Regions from separate parts of the Homo sapiens genome. Here region 1 is linked to region 2. A link is a contact called in ENCODE Hi-C or POLR2A ChIA-PET data. All regions are on one chromosome and are shown on one strand. The core of a region is the stretch at or near the end of the contact, and the rest is flanking DNA. Distances in the headings are between cores, read along the strand shown. Region 1 has its middle 46 kb from the start of LPIN2. Region 2 overlaps NDC80 (NDC80 kinetochore complex component).

Region 1 (7,505 bases), core at 3,855-6,354, 450 kb after region 2:
TGGGCAAGAATGAAGGGCAGATTGCTCCCGTACCATCCATTAAATTAAAAAAAATTAATTCATATATTTTTCAGTGTAGGATTTCTATACGTTATTTTCCAGTCATTTAGCTTTTTTCCCCTAATAATATACTGTTCCCGCCCTATAGGTTATATTTTTTCCTTCAATATTTTAAACACGATTATTTTTGGGAGCTAAGCTATGAGGACGCAAAGGCATAAGAATGACATAATGGACTTTGGGGACTCCGGAGGAGTCCATGAGTTAACGGATCATTCCCATTCATTAACTCTAGTTCTTGGATGGGAATGATCTCTTTTGTGATTCTTCCTTGTGCTACTTCCTTTCCCAGATGGTTTTAAATTTTTACCTATGAGCTCATCTGTAGTAGGTATTTTCCACCAATTTTCTCTCAGGAGCCACATTCCTCGGGTTGTATAGTTACAAGAAGTTACAGGAGGAGCTGGTCAGCTGGCTGAGGCTTCTCAGGACTGCTTGTCCAGTTAGAATGTTCTGGTCTCAGTTTCACAGATAGGACAATTCCTTGGCTTTATACAGGGAACTCTCCTCACACAGGTTTGTGGCTTCATCTTTTTTTTCTTTTTTTCTTTTTTTTTTTTGAGATGGAGTCTCACTCTGTCGCCCAGGCTGGGGTGCAGTGGTGCTGTCTCGGCTCACTGCAAGCTCCGCCTCCTGGGTTCACGCCATTTTCCTGCCTCAGCCTCCTGAGCAGCTGGGACTACAGGTGCCAGGTACCACACCCGGCTAATTTTTTTTTTGTTGTTGTTTTTTTTTAAATAGAGACAGGATTCCACCGTGTTAGCCAGGATGGTCTTGATCTCCTGACCTTGTGATCCGCCTGCCTTGGCTCCCCAAAGTGCTGGAATTACAGACTTGAGCCACCGCGCCCGGCCAGCTTCATCTTTTGACATGAGTGAACACTATGTATTTGATCTATGATCATTTGATGTATGAACAAGACCCCAGCTCCACACTCCTGAAGTTTGAGTTCCAACACCCTCTTTATCCATTCACTTTTACACTTGCACACTACTTGCGCACTATTTTGTTCATTTCTACCCCCAATTTTTTTCATTCAATAGATATTTATCAAATGCTTACTAATGTGCCAGGCATGATTCTAAGCCCTAGACCATCAGCAGTGAAGTAAATAATGTCTTTTCCCTGAACAATTGTGCATTCAAGAGGTTTCTCTTTCTCCTTCCATGCTCTAAATGTACTAAAGACAGTCCTGTTATATTTGATCTTGCATGGTTGTGTGTTTGGAGCGTGTGGGTTTGTGGAGGTCCTATGACGGAGGTAGCTCAACCTGCAGTAATACCCAGAGGTCACCCCTCCCTTACATGTGACCCTGCGAAGTATGCTCCTGGCATATCTTAAAGACTGTGAAAATATTTCTATCCAGAGGCAGCTGGGTATAACTAACTGTTAAGAAAATGAAGTCTGGAGCCGAAATGCCGAGGCTCAAATCCCAGACCACTTACTAGCTGTGTGGTCTTGGACAAAAGGAACCCTCTTGGTTCCTTAGATTCCTCATGTGGAAAAGCAGCCCAATAATAGTATCTCCCCTACATGCTTATAGAAAGGATTCAGTGAGTAAACGGCTTAGGACAGGAGCTGGCACATTATAAGTACTTATGAATAGAGGCAGCGTAAACATCAATGACCCAGTGCCAATCACAAGGCTCTAGGACTAGTAGGTGTTGGAGAGGTGTTTCTTGTTGCCTTATTTGTTGTATTTGGTTTCTGCTACCTGCACACCTTGTGGGTCAGGACCTGCTGGTGAGATGGCCCATCACAGCAGTCCACCAGCCTTGCTGGGCTGAGTTGTAAGCTGGAGCAAGGTGGGGGGCCCGGAAACCAAACCAAGTTCAAACCAGGAGAATGTCTGAAGCCTCCATGGGGACTGTGTTAGTTTGCTGGTGCTGCCACATAACGAAGGATCACAGACTATGTGGCTTAAGCAACAGACATGTATTACCGTCTGAGATCAAGATGTTTGTGGGGTTGGCTTCTCCCAGGGCCTCCCTCCTCGGCTTGCACATGGCCACATTTTCCCTGCTTCTCCACGTGGTCTTCCCTTTGAGTCTGTGTCCTAAACTTCTCACAAGGACAGCAGTCATTTTGGGTTAGAGCTCACTACAGTGACCTCATTGTAACTCAATTACCTCTTTAAAGACATAACCTCCAAATACAGTCACATATTAAGGTACTGGGGGTTGGGGCTTCAACATATGAATTTTGAAGGACACAATTCAGCCTGTAATAAAGACAGAATGAGTTTGGCCAATGCCTTTTTTGTCTGGGAGTAGATATTGAAGCTCACACCTGTGTATACCTGTCTGCTCTGGGGATGCCTTCGTGGTACCGAGGGATTTTTTTTTTTTTTTGGAGATGGAGTTTTGCTCTTATCTCCCAGGCTGGAGTGCAGTGGTGCGATCTCGGCTCACTGCAACCTCTGCCTCCCAGGTTCAAGCGAGTCTCCTGCCTCAGTCTCTCAAATAACTGGGACTACAGTTGTGTGCACCACGCCTGGCTAATTTTTGTATTTTTAGTAGAGATGTGGTTTCACCATGTTGGCCAGGCTGGTCTGGAACTCCTGACCTCAAGTGATCTGCCTACCTTGGCCTCCCAAAGTGCTGGGATTAACAGGTGTGAGCCACTGCGCCCAGCCAGCCGAGGGATTTCTTTAACATAAATACTCTTCCCTTCAGTCTTGAAACTGGCTAAAACCCTCCTGCTCATCAAAACACAGAGTAAATGCTTCTGTGTCCACAAAACCTTTTCTGATTCCTGTAATCCACCTTCCCCTGTACCCTAACCTCACTGCACAGCAAGCATCGCACTCTCCTTGAACTCAGAGGATAGCATGCTGTCTGTCTCTTCCCTATGAACACGTTGCTTATACTGTGGTTGTTCACATTCTGGTACTGCTAACACATCAGTTAGCAGTAAACATCCTGAGGGCGAATCTCCATCTGATTCATCTTTGTTTTCTCACAGACATTGCTCAGTAAACATTTGTTGAAGGAATAAGTGAATGATAACAATAGCAACAAAACTGGCATATATTTTACACCTAAAGTCAAGTATCGAGAAGTTCCCCAAATCCATGATCAATACTTGACTAATTTTAAGACATAATGTGCTTAGCAGAATTTTTTCAGCTCCCCAGAGTAAATGCTTCAAGGCCAGGCACACCTGTAATCTCAGCACTTTCAAGGCCAAGGCAGGTGAATCACCTGAGCCCAGGAGTTCGAGATTAGTCTGGGCAACACAGCAAAACCCTATCTCTACAAAAAATACAAAAATTAGACAGGTGTGGTGGCCTGCACCTGTAGTTCCAGCTACTTGGGAGGCTGAGTTGGGAGGATCAATTGAGCCCAGGAGTTCAAGGCTGCAGTGAGCCACTGCACTCCAGCCTGGGTGACACAGGGAGACCTTGTCTCAAAACAACAACAACAACACCCCCACCCCACAAAAGAGAAAAACAACAAAAATGTTAATGCTTCAAAAGCCTGCCTTGTGGGGCAGAGGAGGCACGTAACTAATGCATACCTTTATACAGGCCAATGAATACCTCCGGCAAAAGAAAATATCATGCTCTAAGGGTGTGTAATTTTCAAGGACTCATGCAAGCGGTCCATAGAAGAAGTGAATTGAATTAGAATTTATTTATTTATTTATTTTGCAGTGACTAGCCTAATCTCTACAAAAAGTACTTTAAAGGCTATAAAAGTAAATTCTTTCTGATTTTTTTTCCCTTTTCATTTTAAAGGGAGTTCCCAGAATTTGACTCTTGTTTTGAATGATGTCTTTGTAACAAACTTCCTGTGTTGACAAAGGACACGCTGAATTTCTGTTACTGTGGCTACCACAGAAATGAGAGCAGTTCCAATCGTCTCACTGAATTAAGGCCTTTATACAATTTCTTTCAAGTTTTCTAATTTTTATTATGTTTGTAGCTCTATAATATACAACCATAAAACAAGATAATATTACTATAACAATAATAAACAACTGTATCTCTATATATCTCTATATAATACACAAATAACACAGTAACAATACTTTACAACAATAACTCTACAGCATACCACTATAATAAACATTTGAAGTGACATGTGGGTTTTTTTTTTTTTAACTTCCCCTAGTCTTTGGACTTATTTTGCTTTAAATTATTTATCAACAAAGGTCTGAACACTTAATAACCTCTGCCTTATGGTGATACATTTCCTCATTATTTTAGTTTTGTATTATCAAAATAGAGTGAAAATGAGACAAATTGTCTCTGAACCTTAGCTATGCAGGAGATCAATCTGCTTCTACTTCATAAAAGTTGTTCAAATGTCACTGACAGGTTCTAGTAGAACCAGGGACATCAAAGTGTCTATTTAAAAGCTAAAGTGATTTTAGCATGACCATATTTTAAAATGCAAATGAATTTTTTCTATTACTCTAGCTAAAATGGCTTCTCATTATCATTATGTTTTTATATTTTTATGTTTTCTTTGAGAAGGAATCTCGCTCTGTTGCCCAGGCTGGAGTGCAGTGGCGCAATCTCAGCTCACTGCAACCTCTACCTCCTGGATTCAGATGATTCTCCTGCCTCAGCCTCCCAAGTAGCTGGGATTACAGGCGTGCACCACCACGCCCAGACGATTTTTGTATTTTTAGTAGAGATAAAGTTTCCCCATGTTAGCCAGGCTGGTCTCAAACTCCTGACCTCAGGTGATCCACCCACCTCGGCTTCCCAAAGTGCTGGGATTATAGGCGTGAGCCACGGTGCCTGGCCTATATTTTTACTTACAGCTTTTCTTTTTCTTTGCTGCCTTGTATTTAAAGGCAACAATCTTTTTTTACACAGCGTTAGAAATGCTCAACCACTTTTTGAAATGTTAACCACCATAATGCAGCCCAGATAAGAAACAAAATTAAGAGCCTCAAGAAATACAAAATTGAGAAACATTCCAACTAAAAACGTTTAAACAAAATAGTCTCATTCTTTATAGATACGAAGTTTATGTGTAGAAGCCAATACACATTTCCTGCCTCTTCCCCCTCACTTCCTGGCCGCCGGTGCTACAGAGCAACTGTCCTGCCACACTTGAGTGAGATGGAAAAAACCAATTCTTCACCCCAGTTCACTTCCATGACTTCCGGCAGTGTCTGTTCAGAGGTCAAAGCTGTTGGTGATTTTCCACTTGTGCTGGACATAAACCTGGCAAAAAGGCAGGAATTTTAGGGACAGAGGGCTTTCTACCATGGCAGGTCAGAAGGGCCTGGGGGAACAGGGCCTGACCCACACCAAGTAAATATTTGTTGAATGAATGAATGAATGGAAGAAATGGTATCTTATGGTTTGTCTTTTTTGGAGACAGAGTCTTGCTGTTGCCCTGCCTGGAGAGTGGTGGCACGATCATGGCTCTCTGCAGCCTCGAGCTCCTGGGCTCAAGCATCCACCCATCTCAGCCTCCCAAGTAGCTAGGACTACAGTCATGTGCCACCATGCTCAGCTAATTTATTTTTATTTTTTGTTTTTGGTAGAGACGGGGACTCTCTGTGTTGCCCAGGCTGGTCTCAAATTCCTGGCCTCCTGAAGTGCTGGGATTATAGGTGTGAGCCACCGTGCCCAGGCAATGCCCCGTGTTTTTAATAGAATGACGTAGAGGTAATTGTTTTTTCTTTCTGTTTTGAGATGAAAACAAGGAATTGGTTTCATTTTCATTATTTTTTCATCTGTACTTCAGTGCTGCTGAAACTTTCACCTGAGAGGAGGATTTCAGATTTCTCGATTCTGCCCCCGCAACGAGTTGCTTCTCTTCTTTCTCTGCACAGTCTTCACTTTCATGAAGCCAAATGCCTCCTTGCAATTCAGCTCCTGGTTTTGAGTGTGTAAGGAAGACACACGCTTCTCGTGAAATTCTGGAGAATGTCTCCGGACTGCGTGGGAAGCTTATGAACCAGAGGTGCCTGTACTGACAGAAGCCTGTGAGCAAAGAGGGTTCCGAGAACTGGTTAGCTCTTTCTAGCCGGGAATATTAAGCTGTAAAGAACAAGGAAATGGAGGGAGCATTCACATATGTACTGCAGTTGGCATGGGGGTCTCCTTGGAGAGGCTTCCTGTGGGCAACTATGGGTGCATTCAGTAGGGACATTTAGATAACTAAGATGAGCCCTGGAACAACCAAAATAGAGTCAATGTAATAAAACACTCTCTGATTCTGGGACACGTCCCCCTCGTCTCTGAAAGGAAACACTTGGCTTCAGTTTGGCTCAGCAATGTAACACCTTTTCTCCCGGCTTAGAACCAGCTCTTAGCAAGCAGAGTGGGTGGCTTTTGTGTGATACCATGGGCACTAGTAACGCCTCAGGCTGAAGTCCCGGCCTGATAGGTTATGCCCTTAACCTTCTAAAACCAGAAACGAGAGGAAAGAAACCACAGAAGGAAACTGTAGAAACTCAACCCCAGGGGAGGCGAGCATTACCTTCATAATTTATTGCAAACAGTGCCTATTTTGTTTCCAAAGTGTTTTAAATTAAACTTAGTTGTGTATCATTTGGAATGTAAATATTCATCCTCAAAAGTGAGTAGCAGGGAGTATGGACTGTCTGAGTAACCACAGTGTGTGTGTCTGAGCTTTGTGACAAGTCTACTATGCCTTCTTGATGCTGGGCTACAATTAAAGCATGTTCTAAAAAAAGTAAAAAATGCACTTAGATGTTAGTAAGTATGAGCTAAGTAATTTTGGAAACTTTGGTGTGCATTTTAGAGATTGAGATTTTCATTTACATATATCAGTTGATTCTTCAGAAGCAATTTAAATAACTTAAGACTGTTTTTTAAACATAATCTTATCTCTAAAGCCCAAGGTAGAGGTCAAAATGCAAATATTTGAGGCTGTGATGTGATGGTCACTATGTATCCAGTTTGTAATCCTCCATATAACTGATGTATTAGTATTTTATCTAAACATCTTGCTGTGGGTATGTGAAGCAGGCCCACAGAACAGAACTAATGAACACCTGAGACCGTGCCAGTGTGTTCATTTAAAATGCGCTGCACCTTGTTCTGACACTCGATTTGTTGTAGATATTTGATCCTCTTGAGGCTTGCTTTTAAGCTCTGTTAGGGTGGGGCCAGAGGAGTTTTTAATCCAGGATTAATTTCTCACCTTAGTAGTGCCCCACTATGGAGGAGAAACTTCTGAGGACTCTACCCGAGGCCCACGTATTACAAAGTCTTTTCATTCCGGCTGGTGGACACGGACTCTGTTTCCAGCCCGCGTGAGCTCCAAGAATTGCTTGGCCTGAGGCTTTCCAGATTTCTTTCTCCCGTGCATTTGCTGAATAGTACTCAGCCAAAGAGCATGTGCAGCCTCCAGCACCCTGTCTTCGTGCAACTCTCCTCTCTCTCTTATTCTTTCTCATACATTTTAGACGACCCCGCCTCATTGAACCTCAGTCTCTGTCCCCTCAATTCA
Region 2 (7,290 bases), core at 4,281-6,780:
AAAGTTCTTTAAGAGATTTGAGAGGCCGGGCAAGGTGGCTCAGGCCTGTAATCCCAGCACTTTGGGAGGCCTAAGTGGGCAGATCACGAGGTCAGGAGTTCGAGAGCAGCCTGGCCAATATGGTGAAACCCCATCTCTACTAAAAATACAAAAACTAGCCGGGTGTGGTGGTGCACACCTGTAGTCCCAGCTACTCGGGAGGCTGAGGCAGAGGAATCGCTTGAACCCGGAGGCAGAGGTTGCAGTGAGCCAGGATCACGCCACTGCACTCCAGCCTGGGCAACAGAGTGAGATTCCATCTCAAAAAAAAAAAACAGAGAGAGAGATTGAAGAGGCCATTGCATCTTTTGCAAGGAGCAGGCCAAAATTAAAACTCAGCAATAACTTCAAAAGACCTACTTAAAACATAATGGCATATGGGATTTTATTTCAGCATAATGAAATGTTTTGGAACTGGAGGTGATGGTTACTGTGTTAAATGCCACTGAATTACACGCTATAATTTTATGTTAAACTTTATGTTTATTTTATGTTGTATGTTTAATTGTATGTTAACGTCATTTTAACCTAAGTATTTCAGTTTAACCATTTTAAAGTGTGAATTTCACCTCAATTTAGAAAAATGACAAGCAATGAAGTGCTGTGTTAAAGTCAGTAGAACAGAATAAACATAAGAAATACAGGCAGAGAATCCTAAGACTAAACAGTTGAAAAGGATTAAGAGAAATTGATACTTCTGGATAACATAGCATAAAAATACAACCTACATATGAATTGTTTTCAAAAAAAATACTGCAGTAAACTAAGTGTACTTGTAAAATGTTTAAATAATAGCAATGAATTTCCAGGATAGATGAGCAAATCTTGAATTTTGCAAGTATTCAAAACCAAAAGCAGGTTATAGTCTACACTTACAGAAATTTGATTAAAAACTAGTTTTGTTTCTGTTTGACAGTATATTAGATTTAAAATGTTATAACTTCAGTTTTTCTCCAAAAGTGACTCCTCCTATCACAGTGTGTAGATGCTTCAGGAGGGATATTTTGTAATTAAATGTTATATGTCACCCACATTCCTATGTATTTTATAGGTACCTCTTAAGGAACTCCTGAATGAAACTGAAGAAGAAATTAATAAAGCCCTAAATAAAAAAATGGGTTTGGAGGATACTTTAGAACAAGTAAGTAATAAAACATAAAAAGTCATAAAAAGTGAAAATTAGATTTTAAAACCTAAAATTAAAAGTTATTTATGGTTTCTGATTGCTAAGGAATTAATTTTTTAACAAAACTATGAAAAAATGAGAATTGGGTATGCTCTCGACAGAAATATTTGAAGTAACTTATTAAGACATTTAAACATCCTAGCCTTCACACATCACATATGATGAAGCGAGATGAAACTAAGTAAATTTTCCTTTTTTTAATAGAGAAGTGTCTCTAACTTGAGATAATTTAATATTTTTATACTAAAAGAGGCTTCAAGTGGCTACCTTGAAAGTAGGCAAGTATAATTACGGCGTTAGAAGCTAATTAGCTGTGATAGATTAAGAGGTTTCTTTTTACCAAGTTTTTGGATTCTGGATCATGGAATTTCAGGAGAACTCAAATTCCTTTCAAAGTCTATTTCCAAAAGTGAATTTCAGGTAGTCTCTGCTTCTGAGATCCTTAATATCACCTATATCCCTGAAAAGGAAAATTCTATTATTGTATTTAGTAACCTTTAAAGTAAACATTGTTAGTTAAGAAAAGTTAAGCTACTTCTCAAATGCACACACAAAGGATTTCATTTATAGGACACCAAGCAGTTAAAGGAAACCCCTTGTTAATTCAGCTCTTCAGGAACTACTGTGATCTGGCTAATAGATTTCAAGATATAAAATGAAATTTTATGTTTTCTCAGAAGAGAAGCTTGTTTATTTTTTCTCAATCTGGAAACAAAACCTATGGCATTTCACAAATAATTATGCTAGTAACCCACAGAAAGACATTTTTCCAATATTAATAAATTCTATCAAGACTTACTTTGTATTAGAATTTTTACATTCTCAGAAAAATAGAAAAATTTGTAACATTAGATAAGTGAAGAGTTTGATCACATCATACTATTATTGCTGTAATTCGCAGTTTCTAAAATATCTATGGAGAAAAGATGAGGAATTTGCTCCCTGGGACTGCTCCCTGGGAATGATGATTATTTGCAGTGAAGTCTTCCTTTAGCCTGCTTCATTTTGATTTCTGTTTTTTGCTGTAATGGGTACTAAAACCTGGAGATTCTCAAAAGGTATGAATTCCAAACAACAGGAACTTCATATCTAAAACATCTTTTAGACTGTCTTGAACTTTTTAAAGGCTATAGATGGGGGAAAGTTATAAAATGGCTACTATAGACTAGGACCCATGTTAGTGTCCTAGAGATAAATACATCCTTCAGGCACTCCCATATAGAGAAAAAGGCTGACATAGGTACAGTTATGCTCATCAGATTTTTAGGTTTACAAAACCCTTTGGGCTACAGGAAAACATGGCTTAGAGGGGATGCAACTGAAAATGTTAGGAGACTTAAACCAATGTATACTAGAACTAGAGGGAAGGAAACAGGTTTAGGAAATGTTAAGGAGGTAGAACCCAAGGATTTCATGGCTGCATGTGCAAGCTTGAGGAGAAAGAAGTATCAACATGACTTCCATATTTTTGATGTGGGCAACTGAGTGAATCATAGTGCTATTAACCTAAAGGAGGAAAACTTAAAGTAGGGTGTGGTGAGATGTTGAGCTTGCTGTCTGTAGGATATCCAGGAGGAAGCAGAAGCTATAGATTCAGAGTGTAAGAAGGAGATCAGGGCTGAAAATACAGATTTGATGGTCATTAGAGCATATGTAATAGTTGAAGCCATATATGTGGATGAATGTGGAGGGGAAAGTGGCAGAGGATTGAATCCTAAAGAGTAACAACATTTAAGGGACCGGCAAAGGAAGGAGATTCTGGGAAAAACTCTTAGAAAAAGTGGACAAAATTAGTTGGAGAACAACAGAAGAGAATATGTTTATACATATATATATATATATATATATACACCTATGTAATATATATAAGCCAAAGTAGGGAAAACTTTTCAAGAAGGGAGAGATCAGTAATGTCATACAGAGACTAACAACTAAAATTGTTTTTCCTATTGGACAAGTAGTTTAAGTTAAGATGGGATGGGGTAAAATGCAACTGGAAATAATAAAGTTTATAAAGAAATTAATAAATTAGAGTAACAAAACATTTAACCTGAAAAGTATTTTAAAATAATTGCCAAAACCATTTAAGAAAAAGCAGGAAAATATAAAATGAGAAATAGTTTATAGAGATGGTGGAAATTTATTTGAATTATGAAGTAATATAGTATAAACAGAAATTTATGTTTAAAATTTTTTGATGAAATGGATTGTAACCTGAACAATAGAAATCCCAAAAAAGTCAAAATATGTAAGTAACCAGAAACCAAAGTGAAAAAGAGAATTTGCTCTTCAAAAGACTCCAATAACGGATAATTTCATAGGTCACTGTTTTCAAATACTGAAGACTGGATGATTTCTGTGACATGTAAATTATCATAGAGCATAAAGAGACCTAATTCATTTATAAGGCTAATGTAGGCCTCATACCACAACATGACAAAGATATTACAAAAAGAAGAAATTAAGCTAATCACACTTATGAATATGAATGTAAATAAAGGTTAAAGTTAAATATTTGAAACTGAAATTTATGCAGCAAATATTTTTTGAGTGCTTATGTGCCTAGTACTGTAATAGATGGTGATACTAGTACAGTGCAGCATCTGCCTTTGTGAACTTCATTTTAAGTGGGAAGATGGGCATGAAAACAATTTCTTCTATCATAGCTTTTTGTAATGTGAATACAGCGCACTGTGGATTCTCATAATACACTTAAGTACAGGCTCCTTCTGAGAGAAGTGATAGCTGGGCTGAGTTGTGAATAACAAGTAGGTGTTGGCCAATGGATACACAGAAGGATGCTCATGTTCATCCACATGCATGCACACACACATACACCTTGAGGACCAGAGACCAAGGAGTACAGCATGGACCGGGCATAGTGGCTCACGCCTGTAATCCTAGCACTTTGGGAGGCCAAGGCGGGTGGATGGCTTGAGCTCAGGAGTTCAGGACCAGCCAGGCAACATGGCAAAACCCAGCCACTACCAAAAATATAAAAATTAGCTGGATGTAGTGGCATGCACCTGTAGTCCCAGCTACTCTGGAGGCTGAGGTGGGAGATTGCTTGAGCCCTGGAGGTGGAGGCTGCAGTGAGCTGAGATTGTGCCACTGCACTCCAGCCTAGGTGACAAAGTGAGACCCTTTCTCCAAAAAGAAAAAACAAAGAGCACAGCATATTAGTAAATTACCATGAGTGTAAGTGAGATAAGGGAGAAGCCTGGAGAGACAAGAACCTAATTATGAAGGGGCTTGCCTTACTGGTTGAATTTTTTTGTATTCTTTAGGCAGTAGAGATCAATGAAGATTTATAAGTAAGGAAATAACAATAATTATTGTTATTTTAGTAATTTCACACTGTTGGCCTTTTGAAGAATAGATGAGAGGTGCATGAGACGAGACCATGCAATTAAGAGACCTATCAATATCCTATACAGTGAATAGTAAATGGTAGGGACCCAAAGCAAGGCTATTACAGTGAAGACGGAGAAAGGAGATTTAAAGATGGAAACAACAGTTTGGTTGTCCATTTGTATGTGAAGGTCAAGAAAGAAATCAAGAATGCCCAGGTGTCTTATCTTTGGCAGATGGGTATGTGGTGATGTTCTTTACCTTGATAAAGAATATAAAAGAGAAGTATATAGAAGAGAGAATTGTAGGTTGGGATATGCTGAGTTTCAGGTCTCTGGGGCATCAAAGTGGAGAATGTCCAGTAGGCAATTGGAGTCGGGCGGGCTATATGTATGTGTGTGTGTGTGTGTGTGTGTGTGTGTGTGTGTGTGTGTGTGTGTGTGTGTGTATGTACACAATGGAAATGTGTACTTTGGGACTCAGAAAAAAATGTTTAAGTAATTAATGCAGCTTTAGTAATGCTGACATGGAAAGTAGAAGCTGCTCAGAGATGAGTAAACATGCTTTTGACCAACCATGAGAATCAGTGGAAGTTCTGGTTACTTGAGTATCTGTTGTTGTTATTACAAGTGAATTTAAAACAACTCGTTTAACTTGTTAGTTACTGCAGATATAACATACCTTTAGAAAAAGTTCTTGGTGTTAGATCTGGTTTTGAGTTCTGGGCGTATGCTAGTTGTATATGTCACTACCCTGTGTTTTGTAGCAAATAATAATAGCTTCACTAAATTTGAACCCCTAAATTTTTTTTTAATTTCATATGTGTGTAGAATTATCCTTTAAAAAAAAGTCAGCTATTTATACATTTTACTCTTTTGTGTTTCCTGCAGGAAACAGTTTCCTCTTGGTATAGCTGAAGAACATTCTCTATTAATTGCTGACATCAACTGGTATCAGCACTTGCCAACAGGAAATGAACTTGAAAAACACTTTTTTCTTTCAGTTTTGGTTTCAACTGATCTTAAAGTTCAAGCTTTAACAAGATTAAATGTGGTTACCTTATTACTTTTTGAAGGAATGCATGACTATAATAGCAAACATCCAATAAAATTAATACAAACAATTCTTTTTTAACATTTTAGAAAATGAACATACAAATGAAAAGCTAAATAGCTGTAGTAGATATAGTCTAAATAAAGCTAGATTTCAAATCCAGAGGCAAAAATTATTTATATATGAATAAATTGATATAACAATATTAATAATATATAATATATATGAGAGCTTAAAAAGCACTCCCACAACAACTAGTGGAAAAACAGATATTAACATCGTTAACTTTGAGGTTTCTTTGAAATTAATTTCTCTTTGGAGAATAATAAAGTTTTTGGACAAATGATAAGTGAGAGTCCAAAAGGACTAGAAGAAATAACATTGTTCAGTTAGTTGATTGATAATATAAAAACTCTATAACTTGTTAAAATATCTTTGATGTATAGTTATGATTTCTCAACCAAAGTTTTATTTCCCCAGTTGAATGCAATGATAACAGAAAGCAAGAGAAGTGTGAGAACTCTGAAAGAAGAAGTTCAAAAGCTGGATGATCTTTACCAACAAAAAATTAAGGTAAGAACTTTGCCACAGTTTGCGTAGGTTATCAAAAGCTATGTCATGATTGCTTGATGAGTCACATATTCTGACATCAAAATCAAAATCTTTAAGCTATATATATCCTATAATTTGTATCTTGGGTTAGTTTTCTCTGCCAAAGTTTATCGTAAGGAGTCATTTTATTTTGTTCTTTAAAGGACATTTTTCTGGATTAGGGCTGTTTTACCATAGAAAAGGAACATTTACTTTTCCTTTATCTGGTATTTTATACTTGCATATGACTCAGTATCCTTGCAAAACTAAACAGAATCTCTCCTACCTTTTTGTAGAGATTTATTGTTATGTACTGCTAAAGCCTGAACCCCAATAAGGTCTTTTGAATATGTAGTTGCCCACCAAGAGTCATTGTAAACTGACTATCCTGGTCAAATTCCAAAGACTGTTTACGTGCAATCTAGAAGGTGGGTAAAATAAAAAGACTGATTCTTCAACATTCTACTGTCTGACCAGCATTTTACTTAAAGTATTCAGATGACTCTATTCATTACCACTTACACAATTCATGTGAAAATTTTAACTATGCCAATATTTTTTACTTATGTCAACAAAGTATTAGGAATTGAAAACTTTTCTCTTTGCCTGTGTTATATTTAGGACCTATTTGTTTTCTTAAACGGTGTGAAATGTTTAGAAAATATACCACATAATATGATCTAAATGTGAAATATAAGACATTGGTAATCATTTTTCTTTTTTCACACATCCTCCATGACAATGCTTGAGTTTACTCTCTGACGCACTTAAATGAAAGGTTTTATGATACTTAATCTTCACAAACCTTAGAAATGATTAATTTGGGCTACTTTGCCTGTGCATAGTTAATACATCTGTGAAATAAGGACCTAGATAAGGCTTCCTTGAAGCTCATGGGAAAAAATCTTAATTAAAATATTATAAAATTTCCTGTTGTTCAGACTGGAAAATACTGCTGAATGAATCCTATGCAAGCTTTTTGAAAAGGTCACATTTGGTAAATACTTCCAACTCACCAAAAAACTAAAAAACTTCACTACTGAATTCTAGTCAGTTGACCTTGGCGCCCT

The links. A loop is a pair of places that touch in the nucleus more often than their neighbours do. ChIA-PET counts read pairs that join two places held with the same protein, here RNA polymerase II (POLR2A). Pooled maps may share reads with other maps.
Region 1: a loop to region 2 is called in a map of CD8-positive, alpha-beta T cell, with 6 times the contacts of the local background. The contact joins two enhancer-like sites. A Hi-C loop is called at or near these places in 1 of 168 maps with a recorded cell type or tissue (CD8-positive, alpha-beta T cell) and 3 of 50 pooled maps. POLR2A ChIA-PET finds 5 or more read pairs at or near these places in 1 of 52 experiments (activated T-cell).

The regions. Positions count from the first base shown.
Region 1 is chr18:3,055,632-3,063,136 of GRCh38, forward strand. No RefSeq gene overlaps it. Among named protein-coding and RNA genes, the nearest start is that of LPIN2, 46 kb to the left of the region's middle. RefSeq lists enhancers at 5,020-5,314, 5,682-5,811. Within about 2 kb of position 5,105, at least 8 of the 41 ENCODE cell types and tissues checked have a DNase peak (open chromatin) inside an H3K27ac peak, as active enhancers do; they include CD8-positive, alpha-beta T cell, where a contact is called at or near this core.
Region 2 is chr18:2,600,306-2,607,595 of GRCh38, forward strand. It overlaps NDC80 (NDC80 kinetochore complex component), which reads left to right. Exons shown (of 17, transcript NM_006101.3): 13 at 1,091-1,180; 14 at 6,110-6,202. Among named protein-coding and RNA genes, the nearest start is that of NDC80, 32 kb to the left of the region's middle. Within about 2 kb of position 5,531, at least 4 of the 41 ENCODE cell types and tissues checked have a DNase peak (open chromatin) inside an H3K27ac peak, as active enhancers do; they include CD8-positive, alpha-beta T cell, where a contact is called at or near this core.